Regions from separate parts of the Homo sapiens genome. Here region 2 is linked to region 1. The links are chromatin loops, found by intact Hi-C in ENCODE. Cell type or tissue: B cell. All regions are shown on one strand. Links, peaks and the distances in the headings refer to the core of each region. The heading gives the core; the rest is flanking DNA.

Region 1 (5,539 bases), core at 411-5,410:
ACTCCAGCCTAGGTGACAGAGGGAGACTCTGTCTCAAAAAAAAAAAAAAAATTAAAAATTGGCAGGGTGTGATAGCTCACACCTGTTGTCCCAGCTATTTGGGAGGCTGAGGATTGCTTGAGTCAGGGAGGACAAGGCTGCAGTAAGCCATCATCACACCATTACACTCCAGTCTGGGCAACAGAGCGAGATCCTGTCTTAAAACAAAAAAATATATGAGAAAAATAAACAAGTCAGGTGTGGCTGGGCATGGTGATACATGCTTGTAGCCTCAGCTACTGGAGAAGCTGAAATGGGAGCCCAAGAATTTAAAGGCAACATAGCAAGATTCTGTAACAAGCAAAACAGAATAAAATAAGTAATAAAAAAAAGGTAAATAAAACTGTTGCTATTTGCTGATGATATGATTGTTTATGTCAAAAACCCAAGGGAATCTATAAGACAACTACTGAAATTAATACATAAATTCAGCAAGTTACCAGGTTTAAAAAGTCCGTTGAATTCAATACAAAAGTCAATTGAATTTTTATACACCAGCAGCAAACAATTGGAACATAAAAAAATTTTGAAAAATTTCCTTTGCAGCAGCACTGAAAAAGATAAAATACTGTGATGGTCTGAGAGTTTGCGTCTCCCCAAAATTAATACATTGAAATCCTAACCTCGAAGGCGGTGGTATTCAGAATCGGAACCTTTTAAGAGGTGATTAGATCATGAGGGTTGAGCTCTCATGAATGGGATTAATGCCCTTATAAAAGAGGCCCCTAGGCTGGGCATGGTAGCTCACGCCTGTAATCCCAGCACCCTGGGAGAATTGCAGGCTGGTCTCTGACAAACAACTTGTGTTTGAGACCAGCCTGGGCAATGTGGCGAAACACCACCTCTACCAAAAAAAACACAAAAATTAGCTGGGCATGGTGGTGCACACCTGTAGTCCCAGGTCAGGAGTTTGAGGCCAGCCTGATCAACGTGGAGAAACCCCATCTCCACTGACAAAACAAAATTAGCTGGATGTGGTGGTGCATGCCTGTAATTCCAGCTACTTGGGAGGCTGAGGTGGGAGAATCGCTTGAACCCAGGAGGTGGAGGCTGCGGTAAGCCGAGATCACACCATTGCACTCCAGCCTAGGCAACAAGAGCAAAACTCTGTCTCAAAAAAAAAAAAAAAAAAAAAAAAGGCCGGGTGCAGTGGCTCATGCCTGTAATCTTAGCACTTCGGGAGGCCAAGGTGGGTGGATCACCTCAGGTCAGGAGTTCAAGACCAGCCTGGCCAACATGGTAAAACCCCGTCTCTGCTAAAAATACAAAAATTAGCTGGGTGTGGTGGCGCACGCCTGTAATCTCAGCTACTCTGGAGGCTGAGGAAGGAGAATCGCTTGAACTCGGGAGGTGGAGGTTGCAGTGAGCTGAGATCGCGCCACTGCATTGCACTCAAGGTTGCGTGACAGGAAAGAGGCTACATCTCAAAAAAAAAAAAAAAAAAAAAAGAAGGCCAGGGACCTGGAGTCCGGAGTGCATACAAGTGGGTGGCTTTGCAGTGTTTTGAGGACCAACGGTCAGAAACCAAGATTTGGGTGTCTTGGGCCCAGCCTTGGGAAGGCACTGGTGCCAGTAACTGAGATGAGGGAAAGAGTGGGAAGGATGAGGCACATCAGCATTGTGAACGCTCCGTGATCCAAGCTGTGGCTTGGCCCAGGATCCTGGATGAACAAACTGGTGCCTTCAAAGTCCCTGGGAAAAAGACAGGGGGGACAGGGGTGCCCTTGGACAGCCCTGCTAACCAGGAACTCCTCGCCTGGGCCCCACTGGATGGTGATAACAGAGACACAGAGTAGCCCAGGACCAGCCTGCTCAGGTCAGATTCCTGCATGGCCCGAGGTGGGGGCAGAGGAATCCTGCCAGGCCAGGTGTGTCACTAGGAAGCCGGGGCCACGGCATCACTCAGGCACCGACAACATGTAAAAGAAAGAAAAATAATAAAGCTTTTTTTTTTCTTTTAAATTAAGACAGTTTCACTCTGTTGCCCAGGCTGGAGTGCAGCGGCATGATCTTGGTTCACTGCAACCTCTGCCTCTAGGGTTCAAGTGATTCTCGTGCCTCAGCCTCCCGAGTAGCTGGGATTACAGGTGTGTGTCACTGCACCCAGCTAATTTTTGTATTTTTGGTAGAGACGGGGTTTCACCATGTTGGCCAGGCTGGTCTCGACTCCTGACCTCAAGTGACCTGCCCGCTTCAGCCTCCCAAAGTGCTGGGGTTACAGATATGAGCCACTGTGCCCAACCAAAAAGAAAAATAATAAAGCTCTGGGCCGGGCGCGGTGGCTCACGCCTGTAATCCCAGCATTTTGGGAGGCTGAGGTGGGTGGATTATCTGAGGTCAGGAGTTCAAGACCAGCCTGTCCAACATGGTGAAACCCCGTCTCTACTAAAATTACAAAAATTAGCCGGGCGTGGAGGCAGATGCCTGTAATCCCAGCTACTCAGGAGGCTGAGGCAGGAGAGGATGGCTTGAACCCAGGAGGCAGAGGCTGCAGTGAGCTGAGATTGTGCCACTGCATTCCAGCCTTGGCAATGGAGTGAGACTCCGTCTCAAAAAAAAAAAAAAAAAGGAAACAAGAAACCCTGTCTCTACAAAAATTAGCCAGGCATGATGATGGGTGCCTGTAATCCCAGCTACTCTGGAGGGTGAGGCAGGAGAATCGCTTGAACCTGGGAGGCAGAGGCTACGGTGAGATGAGATCACGCCATTGCATTCCAGCCTGGGGAACAGAGTGAGACTCCATCTCAAAAAAAAAAAGAAACTAAAGAAAAATAATAAAGCTTTGAAACAAACAGCACATCACGACCCGTGCCCTTCCCCACCCTGGCATGCCCCTCCCTCCACTCCAACCCAGGCCTTGAAGGCAGAAGCACGAGGCCCCAAGGCCAGGGCTGGGTCTCAGGGATCTCCCTCTCGTCTTCTTCCTCCTCCCCTGTCCTCCCTAAATTCCTTTTCCTGCCCCGTTCCTGCTGTCCCAGGATCCAATTTGTGCTCCAGGCTGCGCTCTGCCCTTTCCAGCATCTCTTTCCACCTGCTTGTAGCCGCTCAGCACTTTGGGGAAACTGAGGCCAGAGCGGTGAGTTCCAGCACAGAGGGAAGGGCAGGGCCTCAACCTTCCCAGTCCAAACAATCATACGCCATTTAAATCTCACAACAACCCTAAAAGCTGGCGACTATTATTGGCCTCATTTTGTGGAAGGGGAAACTGAGGCCCAGAGCGGCAACGCGGCCAGCGAACCATCGGTAAGATTTGAACCTGGTTGTGTATCATTCAACGGTCTAGCGCTTGGCCTCAGCTGGGCCACCGCAGATGGGACATGGTTCTGCTGCCACCTGGTGGACACTCGCGGCAGCGCTGTTGGGATAGAGCCGCCTCTCACCTGACGTCCTGCCCCGAAAAGCCCAGCCAGAGGAGGGCTGACCTGCTCCCCTGGCCTCCCTGCCCCGCATCACGCCCATCAGTTTTCCGAATTTTCACAGTCTAAGTGTCCACCAGGAAGGGACTGGGTAACTAACCACCTGTGCTACAGTTGGGCTAAAGATTTTAGTGCAAAAGTTAATTTGCCCACCTCACAAGAAATACTAAAAAAATGTATATTTTTTCGAGACAGAGTCTCACTCTGTTGCCCAGGCTGGAGTACAGTGGCACAATCTCGGCTCACTGCAACCTCCGACTCCCAGGCTCAAGCGATTCTCATGCCTCAGCCTCTCAAGTAGCTGGGACTACAGGCACCCGCCACAATACCCAGCTAATTTTTGTATTTTTTAATAGAAGCGGGGTTTCACCATGTTGGCCAGGCTGGTCTCGAGCTCCTGACCTCAGGTGATCCACCCACCTGGGCCTCGCAAGGTGCTGGGATTACAGGCGAGAGCCACCGTACCCACCCAAAATAAATTCTTTAGGCTGAAAACAAGGGACCCCAGACATGTATTCCAATCCACGTGAAAATCTGAAGAACACATATAAAGGTAATGTATGTAATTTTAAAAGATTGCATAAGGCCGGGTGCTTTGGCTCACGCCTGTAATCCCAACACTTCAGGAGGCTGAGGTGGGCAGATCAATTGAGCCTAGGAGTTCAAGACCAGCCTGGGCAACACAGAGAGACCTTGTCTCTACAAAAAATACAAAACTTGGCCGGGCACGGTGGCTCACACCTGTAATCCCAGCACTTTGGGAGGCCGAGGCGGGTGGATCACGAGGTCAGGAGTTTAAGGAAAAAAATATAAAACTTAGCTGGGTTTCATGGCATCCGTCCTAACTACTCGGGAGGTCTGAGGTGGGAGAATCTCTTGAACCTGGGAGTTCGAGGCTGCAGTGAACAGAGATCTCGCCACTGCACTCCAGCCTGGGCAACAGAGTGAGATCCTGTATCAAAAAAATAAGGCTGGGCACAATGGCTCACGCCCATGATCCCAGCACTTTGGGAGGCCGAGGCAGGCAGATCACGAGGTCAGGAGATTGAGACCATCGTGGCTAACATGGTGAAACCCCATCTCTACTAAAAATACAAAAAATTAGCCGGGCATGGTGGCGGGCACCTGTAGTCCCAGCTACTCGAGGGGGCTGAGGCAGGAGAATGGCATGAACCCGGGAGGCGGAGATTGCAGTGAACTGAGATCACGCCACTGCACTCCAGCCTGGGTGACAGAGTGAGACTCCGTCTCAAAAAATAATAATAATAAATAAATAAAAATAAGATCTGCCAGTGACAGTGGCTCATGCCTGTTATCCCAGCATGTTCGGAGGCCATGACGGGCAGACCACTTGAGGTCAGGAGTTCAAGACCAGCCATAGCCAACATGGCGAAACTCTTGTCTCTACTAAAAATTAAAAAAAAAATTAGCCAGGCATGGTGCCGCACATCTGCAATTTCAGCTACTTGGGAGGCTGAGGCAGGAGAATCATTTGAACCTGGGAGGCAGAGGTTGCAATGAGCCAAGATTGCACCACTGCCCTCCAGCCTGGGTAATGGAGTGAGACCCTGTCTCAAAATAAATAAATAAAAATAAAATGTAGCATAAATGCAAATTTCTTCTCTCTTTGCCTCTTAACATATTTAAAAAGCAATTGTACAAAACTATATATTGGCCGGGCCCGGTGGCTCATGCCTGCAATCCCAGCACTTTGGGAGGCTGAGGTGGGCATATCACCTGAGGTTGGGAGTTCGAGACCAGTCTGGCCAACATGGTGAAACCCCCTCTCTACTAAAAATACAAAACATTAGCCGGGTGTGGTGGTGCACGCCTGTAATCTCAGCTACTCAGGAGGCTGAAGCAGGAGAATTGCTCGAACCTGGGAGGTGGAGGTTGCAGTGAGCCGAGATCATGCCACTGCAATCTAGCCTGGGTGACAGAGCGAGACTCTGTCTCAAAAAAACAAAAAACAAACAAAAAAACAGGCTGGGTGCGGTGGCTCATGCCTGTAATCCCAGCACTTTGGGAGGCCGAGGCGGGTGGGTCACCTGAGGTCAGGAATCTGAGACCAGCCTGGCCAACCC
Region 2 (5,539 bases), core at 237-5,236, 410 kb before region 1:
CCATTCATCCATTCATCCATTTATCCACCCATTCACCCATTTGTCCACTCATCCATCCATCCACCCATCCATCCATATGCCCATTCATCCATCCACCCACTTACCCATCCATCCATCCATCCATTTATCCATTCATCCATTCATCCACCCATTCATCCATCTGTCCACTTATCCATCCACCCATCCATCCATCCATACTTCCACTCATCCATCCATCCACTTATCCATCCATCCATTCACTTATCCATCCATCAAACCAGTCATCCATCCACTCATTCATTCATCCATCCACTTATCAATTCATTCATCCATCCACTTATCCATCCATCGGCCCCACCCATTCATCCATCCATACAATCATTTAGATATCCACCATCCACTATCTGATATCTATCCATTTATCTATGCTCCATCCATCCACACATCCATTTTTCCAAGTCAGTGTCCACCATCCATTTACCATTCATATTCATTGATTATTTGACCAGCACTCATATACAGCCTTCCATCCATTTAACCATGTGCTATTCATCCATCCATCCATTCATTTAAACACCCTCTGCTATCCTATCTATCCATCCCTCACCCACCCATCCACTGGTCATCCATCTTCCATTCACTATCCATCCACCCCTCATCCATCCATCCATCCATCTATCCATCCATCCATTCATCCTTCCTTACTTCGATCCATCCACCATCCATTCTCTTTCCCCTATAACCCATCTATATGCATGAGTCCACTCAAACACTCAACACTCAGGATGCAGCTACTATGTGCAGATACTTGCTACACACCTGGCTTCCATTATTTTACAGACTACAAGCTTCTTTGAGAGATGAGGAAACTGAGTTTCACATGCTGTTATTGATGATACAAACCGCGACCCCAAGAGGTGAGACTGATTGAGGAGGAAGTGGAGGCTATAAGAGCTTCCATCCTCACTCAGCTCCCACCAGTATAATGAAAGTGGACGCCTTCCCCATCTTCCTGTCGCCTTCCCTCCTGTCCCCTTTTCAGCACAGTGGCTAGAGGTGGTCATTCAAAACCTAAATCAGATCACCTTCCTCCTTACTCACAACCCTCCTTAGCAGAAGAAATCCCAAAGTCCTATCTCCTCTCTATCCCATCTCTCTGTTTCCTTTCCTTCTCAGCACTCATTACCATCTGCTATTATTATTATTATTAGAGATGAGGTCTCACTATGTTGCCCAAACTAGAGTGCAGTGGTTATTCATAAGCATGATCATGGCTCACTGCAGCCTTGACCTCCTGGGCTCAAGGGATCCTCTTGCCTCAGCCTCTTAAGTGTATGGGACTACAGGCATGCACCACCACACCTAGCTAATTATTATTTTTTCTTTTTGTAGAGGCAAGGTCTTGCTATATTACCCAGGCTGGTCTCAAATTCCTGGCCTCCCAGCACTTTGGGAGGCCAAGGTGGGTGGGTCATTTGAGGTCAGGAGTTCAAGACCAGCCTGGCCAACATGGTGAAACCCCGCCTCTACTAAAAATACAAAAATTAGCTGGGTATGGTGGTGGGCACCTGTAATCCCAGCTACTCGGGAGGCTAAGGTGGGAGAATCGCTTGAACCCAAGAGGTGGAGGCTGCAGTGAACCGAGATAGCGCCACTGCACTCCAGCCTGGGTGACAGAGCAAGACTCTGTCTCAAAAAAAAAAAAAGAAAAAAAAATTCCTGGCCTCAAATGATCCTCCTGCCTCTGCCTCCCAAAGGGCTGGGATTGCAGGTGTGAACCACCATGCCTTGTCCTTGTTATGTTTCCTTATTTTCTGTGACCCCATGAGAGCAGGTCTGGGTCCACTTGGTCCCCGCTGTCTCTGATGCCCTGAGCCAGATCCATTCCCCTGCAGGCAGGCACCCAACAGATGTTTGCTGACCCGTGGGACCCATGCATTTCATTGTCCCTTGGGTGGAAGGTGCATGGTCTGGATAGGATCTACCTCAATGGTGGGAGTTCTCATCTGCTCAATTTCACAGAATTCTGGACTAGAATTTGGGCTCCTCTCCCCCGACATTCTGGAGAGAAACACTACCATGTGGGACAGCGGAGTCCTCAGCTCAAGGAGGGTTCCTCCTTCCACAACCACTGCCCCTGATAGGGGTCCCTCAATGACCACATCCCTGACTGAGTTCAGGTCCCTGAGGAAGGAACTCAATTTCAGACCAGGACACAGGCTCTGGCTGGCTCTACCCAGAACCAAGTTCAAGTCCAGCACTGTCCCGCCTCCCACCCACTTCCAAGCCAGACAGCCTGAGAGCTCAGCCTCCCCTGTTTGAGATCCAGGCAAGCTGATCCTGGACCCTCTTTGAGCCTCAGTTTCCTCATCTGCAAAATGCGAGACACAGCAGTGGTTGCACCTGCTGCAAAATTGAACAAATATAGAATGGAGGGAGGGAAGGAGGGAGGAGGAGAGGAAAGGAGGGAGGCAGAGAGACATGGAGTGGTGGGGAGAGGGAAGTGGGGAGGGAAGCTGTCCCCCCAGCCTGAGGCCAAAAGAGGGGAAGAGGCTCAACCAGGCTCACCCAGCCCCCAGCCGGGCCTCCGAGGCGGTGAGGCCAGTCCTCCTACCTCCTGGGGCCAGGCCCCCGCGCCAGCTCGGCGCCCAGGTGGCCACAGAGCGCGGCGAGCAGCAAGCAGGTGAACCCCAGCACGAGCACCAGCGCGGCCAGCGCGGCGGCCAGCGGCAGCAGCGTCCCGGCCGCGTCCTCTGGCAGCCCGGGGCCGGCGCCCAGCTCCTGGCCCAGCCCCTCGGCGCGCAGCCCCCGCAGCTCGGCGCGGCCCGCCTGCAGCTGAAACAGCAGCTGCGCGCCCAGCGCCGCCAGCACGGCCGCCGCGATGCCCAGCAGGGTCATTGCAGCCAGCACCCGGCCGCCGTAAGAACGGGCCATGGCGGGGGTTCCTGCGGGCCGGGGGAAGAGTTGAGGAATTGAAGTGGTTTTAGAGGGCAGGGGAGTTGGGGGGAATCCGAGGGTCCTCAGGGGGTCCCCGAGGGGGCGGGGCCGCAGGGAGTGTCTGAAAGTTCGGGGACTGGGCTGGGGGTCGCCAGACGGACGGGGGCTCCGGGGTGCTGGTCGCAGCCGGGACGCCGAATCTCCGCGAAAACTTGGGACAAAGTCTTTTCTCCTCCCTCCCGGGGCCCCGCGGGCGCCCCCTCTTGGTCCGCTGGGCCTGGCGGGGCGGGGCCTGGCACCGGGCGCAGGGCGGGGAGGCCCCACTAGGGACTGGATCGCGGGAACCCCACAGCTCGCTAAGTTCAGAAAAGGGCACCACCCCGCCCCCTGCCGCCCTAAGCATCGATTGTATTGTGGTTTAAAACAAGAAAAAGGAGGCCGGGGGCGGTGGCTCTCGCCTGTAATCCCAGCACCTTGGGAGGCCGAGGCGGGCGGATCACAAGGTCAAGAGTTCCAGACCAGCCTGGCCAATATGGTGAAACCCCGTCTCTACTAAAAATACAAAAATTAGCCGGGCGTGGTGGCCGGAGCCTGTAATCCCAGCTACTCGGGAGGCTGATGCAGGAGAATTGCTTGAACCCAGGAGGCGGAGGTTTCAGTGAGCTGAGATTACGCCATTGCACTGCAGCCTGGGCGACAGAGCGAGACTCCGTCTCAAAATTAATTAATTAATTAATTAAAAAATAAAAAATAAAGAGAAAGGAGGCCGGGCGCGGTGGCTCTCGCTTGTAATCTCAGCACTTTAGGAGTCCGAGGTGGGCGGATCACTTGAGGTCAGGAGTTCAAGACCAGCCTGGCCAACATGGTGAAACCCCCGTCTCTACTAAAAAAAAAAAAAAAAAAAAAAATTAGCCCGGCGTAGTGGTGCATGGCCTGTAATCCTAGCTACTCGGGAGGCTGAGGTTGGAGGAATGCTTGAATCAGGGAGGCGGAGGTTGCAGTGAGCCGAGATTGCACCACTGCACACTCCAGCCTGGCTGACAGAGTAAGACTCCATCAAAAAAAAAAAAAAAAAAAAAGAGAGAGAGAGAGAAAGGGCTGGGTGAGGTGGTTCACAACTGTAATCCCAGCACTTTGGGAGGCTGAGGCAGGAGGATGGCTTAAGCCCAGGAGTTTGAGACCAGCCTGGGCAACATAGCCAGACCCCATCTCTACAAAAAATAAGGAAGTCAGCCTGGTGTGGTGGTGCACGCCTGTGGACCCAGCTACTTTCGGGACTGAGACAGGAGGATCGCTTGAGCCCAGGAGGTCGAGGCTGCAGTGAACTGAGATCACGCCACTGCACTCCAGCCTGAGTGACAGAGCGAGGCTGTGTCTCAAAAAAGAAATAACAAAATTTAAAAATTCACTTTTCATTTGATCTCAACCCAGGGACTCTGTCATTGGCTGTGATTTCCCCTCTGCTTACTTCCTTCAAGCCTTTGGGTAACCGTTGCTTCCTCTAGGAGGCTAGGGAGAATCCTGGATCCCTTCCCCAACTGGTCCCCCAAATTATTCGCACAGCACTTTAAAAAAATCGAGATGAAACTTACATAACATAAAATTAATCATTTTATTCAGTGGCATTTAGTGTTGTACAATCATTACCTCTGTCTAGCTCCAGAAGATTTTCATCCCCCCAAAAGGAGACCCCATCCCCATTACCAGCCACTCCCCATTCCCCCTCCTCAAGTGGCTCACAACCATTAATCTACTTCTTGTCTCTGTCGATTTGCCTGTTCTGGACACTTCATATCAATGGAGTCATACAAGAGGTGGCATTCTGGCTTCTCTCACTCTGCATGATGTACTCAAGGTTCATCGAGGTTGTAGCATGGATCAGTGCCTCATTCCTTTTTATGGCTGCGTAATATTCCATAGCGTGTCTGGAACACATTGTGTTCATCCGTTCATCCATTGATGGGTATTTGTGTTGTTGGTTCCTTTTGGTGAAGGTGACTAATGCTGCTATAAACATGTGTGCACAGGTATCTTCTTGAGTCACTGCTGTCAATTCTTGTGGGGCGTGGACTCCTAGGAGTGGAGTTGCTGAGTCACATAGTTACTCTATTTTAACTCTTTGTGGAACCCTCAAACTTTTCCACAGCAGCTGCACCGTTTTCCATTTCCACCAGCAATGTCTGAGGTTTTTAAAAATAATTTTCTGCACATCCTCCCCAACACGTGTTTCCTCCTGCCCTCCTCCTCCTCCTCTTCCTTCTCCTCCTCCTCCTCCCTTCCTTCTCCTCCTCCTCCTTTCTTCCTCCTCCTCGTCTCCTCCTCCTCCTTCTTCTTTTTTTTTTTATCAGGGCCTTGCTCTGTCACCCAGGCTGGATTGCAGTGGTGTGATCATAGCTCATTACAGCCTTGACCTCCTGCTCAAGTGATCTTTCTGCCTCAGCCTCTCCCCAAGTAGCTGGGACCACAGGCAAGCATCAGCATGCCTGGCTAATTTTTAAGTTTTTTTTTTTTTTTCATAGAGATGGGGTCTTGTTATGTTGGTCTGGTCTCAAACTCTTTATACCCAAGTGATTCTCTCACCTCAGTCCCCCTAAATGCTGGGATTACAGGAGTGAGCCACCAC

The links. A loop is a pair of places that touch in the nucleus more often than their neighbours do. Peaks named below come from ENCODE experiments on the same cell type or tissue, not always from the same donor. Only the 100,000 strongest peaks of a DNase experiment are listed, where the experiment ranks them.
Region 2: a loop joins it to region 1, with 4 times the contacts of the local background. A loop is called at or near these places in 26 of 110 quality-filtered maps.

The regions. Positions count from the first base shown.
Region 1 is chr19:17,852,384-17,857,922 of GRCh38, forward strand. No RefSeq gene overlaps it. Among named protein-coding and RNA genes, the nearest start is that of RPL18A, 4.8 kb to the right of the region's middle. In B cell, for the core only: CTCF peaks have their summits at 3,370 (motif pointing left) and 3,576; a DNase peak (open chromatin) is centred at 3,378.
Region 2 is chr19:17,445,550-17,451,088 of GRCh38, forward strand. It overlaps TMEM221 (transmembrane protein 221), which reads right to left and starts at 3,119. Exons shown (of 3, transcript NM_001190844.2): 1 at 2,594-3,119. The coding sequence starts at 2,913. RefSeq lists a silencer at 3,133-3,252. In B cell, for the core only: CTCF peaks have their summits at 3,191 (motif pointing left) and 3,394; DNase peaks (open chromatin) are centred at 2,203, 2,579 and 3,252; H3K4me3 peaks cover 599 bases; H3K27me3 peaks cover 2,922 bases.